Linked DNA regions of Mus musculus: region 2 is linked to region 1. A link is a loop called in an ENCODE intact Hi-C map of the cell type or tissue named here. Cell type or tissue: left cerebral cortex. All regions are shown on one strand. Each heading gives the region's core, and the rest is flanking DNA. Links, peaks and the distances in the headings are about the cores only.

What was found. Peaks named below come from ENCODE experiments on the same cell type or tissue, not always from the same donor. Only the 100,000 strongest peaks of a DNase experiment are listed, where the experiment ranks them.
Region 2: it touches region 1 in a loop (2.2-fold over the local background); 1 of 42 quality-filtered maps calls a loop at or near these places.

The regions. Positions count from the first base shown.
Region 1 is chr11:59,363,682-59,369,056 of GRCm38, reverse strand. No RefSeq gene overlaps it. Among named protein-coding and RNA genes, the nearest start is that of Gm15755, 9.0 kb to the left of the region's middle. In left cerebral cortex, for the core only: a CTCF peak has its summit at 2,207 (motif pointing right); a DNase peak (open chromatin) is centred at 2,185.
Region 2 is chr11:59,467,711-59,473,085 of GRCm38, reverse strand. Zfp867 (zinc finger protein 867) reads left to right here and starts at 612. Exons shown (of 4, transcript NM_178417.3): 1 at 612-745. The coding sequence starts at 719. In left cerebral cortex, for the core only: a CTCF peak has its summit at 2,267 (motif pointing right); DNase peaks (open chromatin) are centred at 569, 1,027 and 1,444; H3K4me3 peaks cover 1,227 bases; H3K27ac peaks cover 451 bases.

The DNA.
Region 1 (5,375 bases), core at 146-5,145:
AATTCAACATGAAAGCCAGTGATGTGACGCAGGTTTATGCAGATACAGCCCCTGTGATCAACATGTCACAGAGGGCGGGGAATCGGTCTGTCCAGGAACAGACAGAAGCAGAAGTGGATGGAGCCTGACGCTCAGTACTTCAACGTGTAAAGAAAAGAGAAGCAAGGTGGCGGAAAGCATGTAATCCCATCACTTGGAAGGCTGAGGCAGGAGGATCACGAATTTGAGGTTAACTTGGATTACACGATGTCTTTTAAAAGAAAACAAAAATCATGGTAAAAAAAGATTTTAAAAACTTGCCATGCCAGGCACTTACACTGGAAAGGTAAGAGCTAAATAGGGTGACTGGCTTCTGCTGGCCAGACCTCCCATTCTGGGTTAGAACCACAACGAAGAGGCACCGTGGTCTCAGAGGTACTTGCCCCAGTCCATCTATTTTAGCAGCAATCGCTTAAGATCAACTGTGAGCACATTATCTTTCTTTTCCCAGACTATCCTTCAACGTTCGGATCTAGTAGGGGCCTCACAGGCCCCAACTCAGAGAGGGGTGCTATAGGTGTGCACAGCAGTCACCCCAAGAGCCCGCCCCATGTGGTGCTGACCATGGAGTGTGGCAGGGTGGACACTGCCCCACTCATCCCTGTCTGGATGGAATCACGTGAGCTGGAACTCTTTTTTTTTTTTTTTTTTAAAGATTTATTTACTTACTTACTTATATGTAAGTATACTGTAGCTGTCGTCAGACACACCAAAAGAGGGCATCAGGTCCCATTACAGATGGTTGTGAGCCACCATGTGGTTGCTGGGATTTGAACTCAGGTCCTCTGGAAGAGCAGTCAGTGCTCTTAACCGCTGAGCCATCTCTCCAGCCTGAACTGGAACTCTTTCCAGCCCCTGTGTGTACTGAGGAAGCTGGGTGCTCTGAGCAATCCAGTTATGACTCTTATCATCACAATGTTCAGTTTCTAGTGAAACCCGCACACAATTTTTTTTTTCTGCAGCCCTTCATACCCATTGGCCTGAAATAGTAAATATTTAAGGGACAAAGTAAGTTCCCACACCAAGTCTGTGAACATCACGTGTGTTTAGAATGCATATTATGAGAGATCTTTTTGGGGTGTGTGTGTGTGATGTGTGTGCGCATGCATGCTCATGCTCGCATGTACTCTTATGCTCACGCATGCACATCATTATGAGAAGATTTGCATATATGCACATGAATGTGGAGGGCATAAGTCAACCTCAGGTGTCATTCCTTTTGGTCTCTTGTTTGTTTTCAATGTATATGAATGTTTTTTGTCTGCATGCATGTCAGTGCACTACATGCATGCCTGGTGCCTGCAGAGGCCAGAAGAGGGCATTAGATCCTCTGACTGGACTCACAGATGGTTGTGAGCCCTGGGGATAGAACCCAGGTCCTTTGAAAGAGCAGCCAGTGCTCTTAGCTCTAGCTCCATACCTTGGTTTTTGTTTGTTTGTTTGTTTTGTTTTTCGAGACAAGGTTTCTCTGAATAGCCCTGGCTGTCCTGGAACTCACTTTGTAGACCAGGCTGGCCTTGAACTCAGAAATCTGCCTGCCTCTGCCTCCCAAGTGCTGGGATCAAAGGCGTGCGCTACCACGCCCAGCTCACACCTTGTGTTTTGTGACACGCTCTTTCACTGGCCTGAAACGCACTCAGTCACATAGGCTAGCATGCCAGCCAGCTCCAGGGAGCCTTCTGTTTCTGCCTGCCCAGAGCTGAGATCCAAGCTCATAGGATCAACACTCTGACATTTTTTTTTTTTTTACATGATCTCGAAGAGCAACCTCAGGTCCTCAAGCGCTTTACCGATTGAGCCATTTCCCCAGCCTTTGGGGATTCTTTTAAAGTTCATTAAATTGCCTTTCAGTTTATTTACTGGTTTAGAGATCCAATTTTTATATATTTTTTCCAGTTGAAATAATACTACAGACTTTTGTGCATGGTGTGCTGTTTCAGTGCCTGCAGACCCTGAGTAATTAATGTTCAAGGTAAAGTGGGCATGGGGGGGGCACCTTTCTCCTCCTGTCCCTCAGCCTTGTGTGTCTGCACACACAAACCTTCATGGTACATTAATCCTGCTGACGCATGCATTTTCCAAGGTTCTGAGCATGCCTCCTCATTTGTAGCTCCCAATTTGTGGGTTTCTTCCTAAGACATGGGAGCCTGCTGCTTCTTGGCATCCTGCCGTCTCCTGCCACAAGGGGGCAGTTCTTTGGCGCCCAGGAGTGGGACTTCCCTGGACCCTAGGCCATATGAACTGACTTCTGCATGGACTCCCCCACTACTCAGCAGGAGGAACAGTTGTGATGCCTGTCTTAGGATGCTGAGGTTGCTAGTGGAGATGGCAGATTAAAACCACAGCCTCACCAGCATCTTGTTTGTCCTGAGCATCAGAGAGTGAGAACAGGTGTCCCGAAGGCCCAGACCACAGGGTCACAGAATCAAGCTCTGCTTTGTAGGCCATAGTGGGGGTGCCATGAGCTACTTCACACACCGGCCTGGCTTGTGTTCTGTTTTCTTTCCTCCACTGTCCAGAAGGGTGCATGAGGAGCATGGGCCTACCTTTGGAAGAAGCAGTTGTGAGGCCTGACTCAGGGCACTGAGATTGGTCGTGGGGAATCGGGGTGAATCCTGGTTCATGAATCATTGAATGAAGAAGGTTCAAGAGCCAGGAGAGTCCATCTCCCCCAGCTCCACTGCCTATTTGAAATCCTTCCAGCTCCAAGCCCTTGGGAATCCAAGAGTTATTCAAGAAATAAAATATAAGTACCATGAAATGCCATGTTATTAGAATGAAGGGGGGGCATTGACATCTCAATTATTAAAACAACAAAAGAAGCATTGGACAAGAGCCAACATCCTTTTCTGATTAAAAAAAAAACATTTAATAGACTGGGAGTAAAATAGAACACACTCAACATAAAAAAGGGCACGTTTCAAAAGCTCACAGCTGGTTCCCTGCCTAATGGGAAAACAGACAACTTTTCCCTGAGATCAACAATACAAGATTTCCCCACTGCCGCCCAGCATTCTACTGGGAGTGCTAGCCAGAGCAAGCAGTCAAGTAAAAGGAAAGGTAGCCCAGTTGGAAGAGGGGGAAGGAGCACCACTTTCTATATGGTATGTTTTTATGCTGTGGCATTTCTAATGGGTATGCTCGAGCACACGCACACACACACACACACACACACACACACACACACACACACAAACTTCAAAAAGTTGCAGCCTACAAAATCCACACACAAAATCAGTCACACTTATAAACATCAGCCTTCTAAAGCCCAAGAAGGAAATAAGGAATACTAGATACAGGTCCAGGACAAGTGCCCAGGGCCCACCCACAGAATCAAAGCCATGGTGTCAAGGCCACAGAGTCAAGCCCACATTTCTGGCCTGTTTCCTGGTACACATGGCTGAGCCACTATGGGCAGAGTCTGAAAGGTCTGAGCAGCCAGGAAGGCATGCACAAGGTCTAGGGGCCTTGCAGGAGGATGATGAGCCAGGCTCTGGGAAACTCTGCCTTTCCAAGCCTGGGTTCTACTTCTGCTCAGCATTGGATACTGTTGCTCCTTAGCTCTCTCTAGGGATGAAGGTTCCTGGGACCTCCAGGGTGGCCTTCTCTTCACACACATCCTGCCCTGCATGCCCTGAAAGAAAAAGGTCTGATTGCCAGTAAGACTGGCTCCCTGGTCTTCATCAGGAAGTCTCAGCAGCTGATGAATTCTGATGGGAGAAGGTGGTCTGGAATGGGGCAGCAGCTGGGGATGGAGACTTAAGCCCCAGAGCTAGAGGAACTTAAACGGGGTATGCTTAAGAAACGCCAAGTAGTCTAATCCTGAGGCTGGCTTCCTGACAGGATGGTTCTCCCTCCATGCTCCCTAGCCAGAAGGGGAGACTGAGTCCACGAGTCTATGAGGGGCAAGGGTAGCCTACAGTCCAGAGAAGAAAAGCAGAGGACTCAGGTGGGAAGTGTCAGGGATGGACACGTGCCTGACTTTCTGTGTGACCAATCTACACAGTCACTGACAGGACACAGGGGATGGGAGTGAAGACAAGCCTGGGAGGCCATTGGGCAGGGCACGATCACCCCGGTTTATTTACAGGAGGGAAATATGAAGTGCCCCAGTCACTGGAACAGATTATATAGTTCTAGTGGGCTGAGGCTTCCTCTCCAGTCCTCCTCTTCCCAACTCTCCCCCTCTTTCCCCTATACAACCTCCCCCCATATCTTCCCTCCCTGGCCCTTCCCTGGCCTTCTTTCCCCTTCCCTCCTGGCCCTTCCCTCCCTGGCCCTCCCTGGCCCTTCCCTCTCTAGCCCAACCACCCCTCTAGCCTGCCTCTCCTTAGCTCTCTCTCCTCCCAAGCCTCAACCCCTCCTCCTCAGGCTGGGCAGCCGCCAAGCCTCTCAGCTCCTAAGTGGGGCTCTTGGTCCTTTATGAGTCTCCCACCCCATAAAAGAGATCACAGCTGAGCAGTCCAGAACCTCTAGAAGCAGCTGGGCCAGCCGCAGCCTCGCAGGCCTGGCCCAGGGAGAGCATAGTGGGATAAGGTTGTCTCAGAGGGTGGAAAGGATCCTGTCCCTCAGTCCTCAGGGTCCCTTGGCCACTGAGGGACCTGCTTGGCCTTGTCTTGGTCCCCATTGATCTCTGGGCCCTGAGCCTTCCTCTGTTGGGGCAGATTGTGTAGGCAGGAGACCAGGCGCTGGATAGGCCCCAGAAAGCGCAGGCCTCTCCCTGGACATCCAGAGGGATCAGACAGGGGTTGGTTTACAACAAACGCCTCCTGATTAATAAAAGTTTGATGGAAATTTCATATGTTGACTGAGGTCCTAAACATTTTCCAGGCACGTCTGGCAGAGGCCGAGCTGCCTGCTTATGTTCACAATGAGAACATTTTTTCCAGTGAGGTCCATAGCGATTGTCTCTGTCAGAACCAGCGTGGGGGGACGGACACACTTGGAGCGGGACTCTGGGTTGTTACTACTACCCAGGCCCACCCCCTCAATTGGTGACAATAAGATCCTTCCCCAGAAGTACAAACCCAGGCCCTTCCCCACAGTGGGAGCCTCAGGCCAGACACCTTCTGATTCCTTCCTCACATGGGTCTCAAATGCTTCCATTTCCCCAGAGGGCCTTCCTGGTGCACAGCCCACAGGTGCACAGCCTTGAGGGGGGCTGCTTGTGTGAAACACCAGAGAGGGCCCCTATCCTTCCCATAGGATGGGGATTGGGTTGTGGCTTTTTTAAAACTGTGGTTGGGTCCAGCCTCCTTTGCCCTGAGCCTGGATTGGTAGGGGGTCTTGCTGGGAAAATAAGAGCATACCACCGTGTGTGTGTGTGTGTGTGTGTG
Region 2 (5,375 bases), core at 161-5,160, 100 kb before region 1:
TGGCTCAGTTGGCAGAGTCCTTGTTTAGAATACAAGAAGTCCTTAGCAGGATCCCCAGTGATGCATAATAGCACACATGTCCTTCTAGCACTCCAAAGATGGAGGCAAGCAGATCCGGGGGTTCAAGGCTGGCCTGAACTGTATTTGAGGCAAGCTACACGAGACCCTCCCTGTCTCAATGTATTCACAATAAAAATTTCAAATAATTGTCATGTTAGGAATTTCCAGTTGTAAATAGCATATGTGTGTGTGTGTATGTATATGTGTATATCTATCTATCTATCTATCTATCTATCTATCTATCTATCTATCTATCTCTATCTCTATCTCTCTCTCTATCTATCTATCTATATGTTATTGTTCCATGGATATGTTTCTGTAGGTAAAGTACAAGTGTGTCCTGTCCTGGCAGGGCCATTGCTAGAGTGCAAACAAATCTTGTCCCGTAAGTATCTCTCTGTCAAAGGTTAGATTACATCCCTAATCACTCAAGGATTGGGGGCGTGTCCAAACCCTTCGTCTATCAGAGTGGAATTGTCCAATCAGGCCGCAGCTCGAGCGGAGGGGCGGGGCAGGATGCTTTACTCTCGCGGTGTTTGGTTCTTTTCACTGTTTAGTTCTTGTTCAGGTTCCGTTTCTTCAGGTTCTATGTCTGGCTCACAGTTGTGTATGGTGGCTCCGCTGTAGCTAGCGTCCTTATGAGGTGCAGACGACGACGATGCGGGACAGCAGAAATTCGGAAATGGTGAGCGTTCCGGCCGACGCTGGCTACAGCCAACCAGTACCAGCCGCAGGGAAGGCCTCCGTAGCTGGTGTCTGCGGCCCGATCCCGGTGCTGTCCGGTGTCCTGGGTGTCCTGGGTCCCCTCGCTTCCCATCTGCCCTCGCGGCGGCCTGACCGACTCACCTCAGGACTTGGGGCGTCATGGCCGACCCACCTTAGGACTTGGGACGCTGGCTTCTTGGTTGTGGGTTCCCGCCCTTCAGCCATGGCTGGGCTTTCCCGAGTCTTGGAAAGTGGGGTCTCAATCTATTTACTCTTCGCCTGCCTGTCCCACGCCCCCGTGTTCACAGTGAAGTCCCAAAATTCCAGTCTTTAGGGCCGTCCCCCCGCTAGTCTCAGGACATCGATGGTTGGTTAGTAGGAAAAAGCCGAGAGAGATTTCGTCAGTGCGGGCACCGTAGAAGCGGGACAGATGAAGGGTCTAGGACACTCCTACCCCAATTGATCTTTGGACAGGAGCTTTAGGCTTAAATAGAGGAAGGCCAGACCAAAAAAAAAAAAAGCTTAAACACAGCAGCCTAATGTAAGGTGGGCCCCGCCCATCTTTGTCTCCGCTCATTTGAGACCTGAAGGGGACTAGGTGTTTCTCTGGAGATAGCTCCTGCTTCTGTGAAGGGCTGTCCTTCCATGAATCCTGGGTGACTGCAGGTTAAGGACCATAACTTATCTCTGTGCCCTCAGCGGCAGAGTGAAGGCCGGGATGCCAGGCGGTCATCCCGCCTTTATTTGTGGCTGTATGTGGATACACACACGTGTGTGGGTGTCTGAGGAAGTCAGAAGACGGTGTCAGATTCCCTGGAGCTAAAGGTATGGGCGGTTATGAGCTGCCCCAAAGTGGTTGCTGGAAACTGAACTCCATCCAGCTTTCTTCAAGAGCAACAAATGCTCTTAACCACTGAGCCATCTCTGCAGTGCCCCCCGCCCCCAACAGTTTCAGTACCAGTATTTTCAAATGCCAACTTCTACTGTAAAAGGTTTTAAAAGTGACAACCATTACTGTTTATTTTCGTTGCTAAATAAATAGAAATTGACACAATATCTTTTTCATTTCCTATTAGTAATGGTCCCAGGTTCAGAACTGCCAGATGCTGACAAATTTCTTATAGCTGCCATATGTCCTAGCCTAAAGTTGACCTTTCATCATCCACTTAGACAGCAGCCTGAGATCTGGGGTGAAACCTCTTCGAGGAGCAGCTAGAGGACCTGGAGCTGGAGCAATCGAATAGTCCTCATCTCAATAGTTCATTTTTTTCCTTGTTTTTTAAATACTTATGTATATGAGTACCCTATTGTTGTCTTCAGTACACCAGAGGAGGGCATCGGATCCCATTACAGATGCTTGTGAGCTACCATGTGGTTGCTGGGAATTGAACTCAGGACCTCTGGAAGAGCAGTTAGAGCTCTTAACTGCTGAGCCATCTCTCCAGCCCCCTCCTTTTTTTTTAAGATTTATTATTATACATAAGTACACTGTAGCTGTCTTCAGATGCACCAGGAGAGGGCATCAGCTCTCATTACGGGTAGTTGTGAGCCACCATGTGGTTGCTGGGATTTGAACTCAGGACCTTTGGAGGAGCAGTCAGTGCTCTTACCCACTGAGCCATGTCGCCAGCCCCCCCCCCTTTTTTTAAAGGATTTATTTATTGTGTATACATCTTCTGCCTGCATGTATGCCTGCAGGCCAGAAAAGGGCAGCAGATCTTATTATAGATGGGTTGAGGCACAATGTGGTTGCTGGGAATTGACTTCAGGACCTCTGGAAGAGCAGGCAGTGCTCTTAACCGCTGAGTCGTCTCTCCAGCTCCGTAGTTAATTCTTAGGGACATTGTCTCCCTCTAAGCTTAGCTCCACTCCTAGGAATCATTGTTTAGTTAGGTGCTGGTGAATGTGGGCCTCAGAGCAGCACTTCCTGCCATCTCCAGTCTCTCAGTTGTTAGGGGAGAAAACCTTCTCTCAAGGGATTAGAAAGAAAACCTCCAGCGCGCAGTGGGGCAGAAGCTGACACTGTGTTTGAGTCAGTCCAGGGTCTCCCGAGGTGTGGCTGGTGAGGTTTTCAGCAGCACTAGGGTGAGGGAACAGCCTTTTTTGGCACTTGATCCTGACAGGTCTGTCTGGTCTTCAGGACTTGCCCCCTTTTTTATAGTCATCACCTTGAGATCGTTGCACATTTATTTGAATCTCAGCTTTTCAATAAGTATGAATTGTACTCAGAGCTGAATAAGGTAAATATTCTTTTGAGACAGGGTTTCTCTGTGTAACCCTGGCTGTCCTGGAGCTCACTTGGTAGACCAGGCTGGCCTGGAACTCAGAGATCCACCTGCCTCTGCCTCCCGAGTGCTGGGATTAAAGCTGTGTCTCTCAGCAAGGTGGATATTCTTGAAGCTAGCAAGAAGTAGTTTTCAACAACAACAAAAAGTAGAGCTTCACTTCCTCTGATTTCTTTTTAACTCTTTGCTTCCCCTAGCATAAGCAGTAACATTTCTGGGATGTTTTGATTGGGGCAAGTCAGGGGGTGTCATATGGGCCTAGACTCACAATTGAGAAAACTTTAGTTTCCCATCGTTGTTGTAAAAATGAATACATTTCCACAAAGTACGTTAGATGAACTTGTAAATTACTAAGTTGGCTTTGTTGTTGTTGAGATAGGGTCTTGCTATGTAGCATTAACTGGCCTGGAACTTGCTGTGTAGACCAACAGGTGGGCCTCCAGCTCAGAATCGCCTGTCTCAGCCTTGAGAGTACTGGGATTAGAAGGATGTGCTACCAGACTAATATATATAAAACATTGTCTCAAAAAACAGAACTGAGTGTCTGGAGGATAGGATTGAAAATGATCTTCTAAGTAATTCTTTTATCTTCTCTTTTTTTAAACCTAAGTATAGATTTGTCAATTATAATCATGTTCACAAATAGCTAGTTTTTGCTATAATGCATTATTTTCATTTGATCTATTTTTATTATTTATTTGTGTGAGTTTGTTTGCATGTGTCTAAGTTAGGGTTTCTACTGCTGCAATGAGATACCACCAAAAAGCAAGTTGGAATGGAAAGGGATTATTTTGCTTATCCTTTTATACACTGTGTTTCAATGAAGGACATCAGGACAAGGACTCGAGCAGAACAGCATCCTGGAGGCAGGGCTGATGCAGAGGCCATGGAGGGTGCTGCTTACTGGCTTTCTTCATATGGCTTGCTCAGCCTGCTTTCCTATAAAACCCAGAACTACCAGCCAGGGATAGCATCACCCACAATGGGCTGGGCCCTTTCCTATTGATCACTAATTGAGAAAATGCCTTACAGCTGGATCTCACAATGCCAATTTTTCAAGTGAGATTCCTTTTTCTCTTATGAATCTAACTTGTGTCAAGTTGCCACAATACAGCCTGCATGCCAAGGTGTGTGTGTGAAGTCTGAGAACAGGTGTAGAGTTAGAAATTGAAATCATACCATCAGCATTAGATAGAGCAAATGCCTTCCTTACCTTCTGAACCATTTTGTTAGCCCAATTAATTGATGTATTTATTTCTTGGAACTTTCTGTGGGGTTGAAGATATACACCATCCTGCCTAGCTTTTATTAATTTTGTTTTATTTCTTGAGGCAGGGTCTCATGTATCCCTGGCCCATTTTTTTTTTTTTTTTGTTAAAGACATATCATTTATTTTAAATTTAAATTATTTTGATTATGTGCATGCAAGAGTTTGTGCACCAGTATTGTGCTTGTGGAGGCCAGAAGAAGGTTTCAGGTCCTCCTGGAACTGGAGTTACAGGAGCTGACAGCTCCCTGATTGGGTGCTAGGAATGGAAGAATGAAGAACAAGGGAGCCCTGTATCAACAACCCAGGGAAACTGAGGAGGTGCCAATAGAGTCGCAATCAAATCAAAAGGGAGCTGGAGTGATGCTTTGCTGTTAAAAGTGTATACTACTGTTGTAGAAGACCCACGTTTCTGGAAGTGAATTTGATGCTTTAAACTTTCCCTGTGTACTGGCTATACTGTATTCCACAATTTAAACTTTAAACTTTTCCTGTGTACTGGCTATACTGTATTCCACAATTTAAACTTTAAACTTTTCCTGTGTACTGGCTATACTGTATTCCACAATTTAAGATTCTTTTCCTTGAACTAGTCGGGTTCCTTCAGATGACTCTCTGTCATCTGTCCACGTGTGATTTGGCACTTTGTGATTTAATTTCCAGTTCGGAGGTTTCTAACAGCATTTCTGTTACTGCTCACTATTTAATGCTTCCATGTTCATTGAGTACTTTGTGTGTTTGCTCACTCAGATCTGGTCTATCATTTAGTTTTGCTGTTGACTAAAGGGTTCCAGAAATAACACTGAAATCCTGCCTGATGTTGTTGAATAACACTATTACCATTACTGCTTTCCTGTCCATTTAGAGCTGTCAATTATTGATAAAGAGTAGTTTGGTATCTCTAACTGTAATTATGAATTTCTCTATTTTGCATTTTAATTCTAGAAGTTTTCCCTATGTGATTAGCTGTCTGTTTTATGTTACACACATTAAAGGCAGTCAGTCGCTCATTTAAAACATCCTATTTAGTGAGTGTAGCACTTGTTGACTGTGGTGTC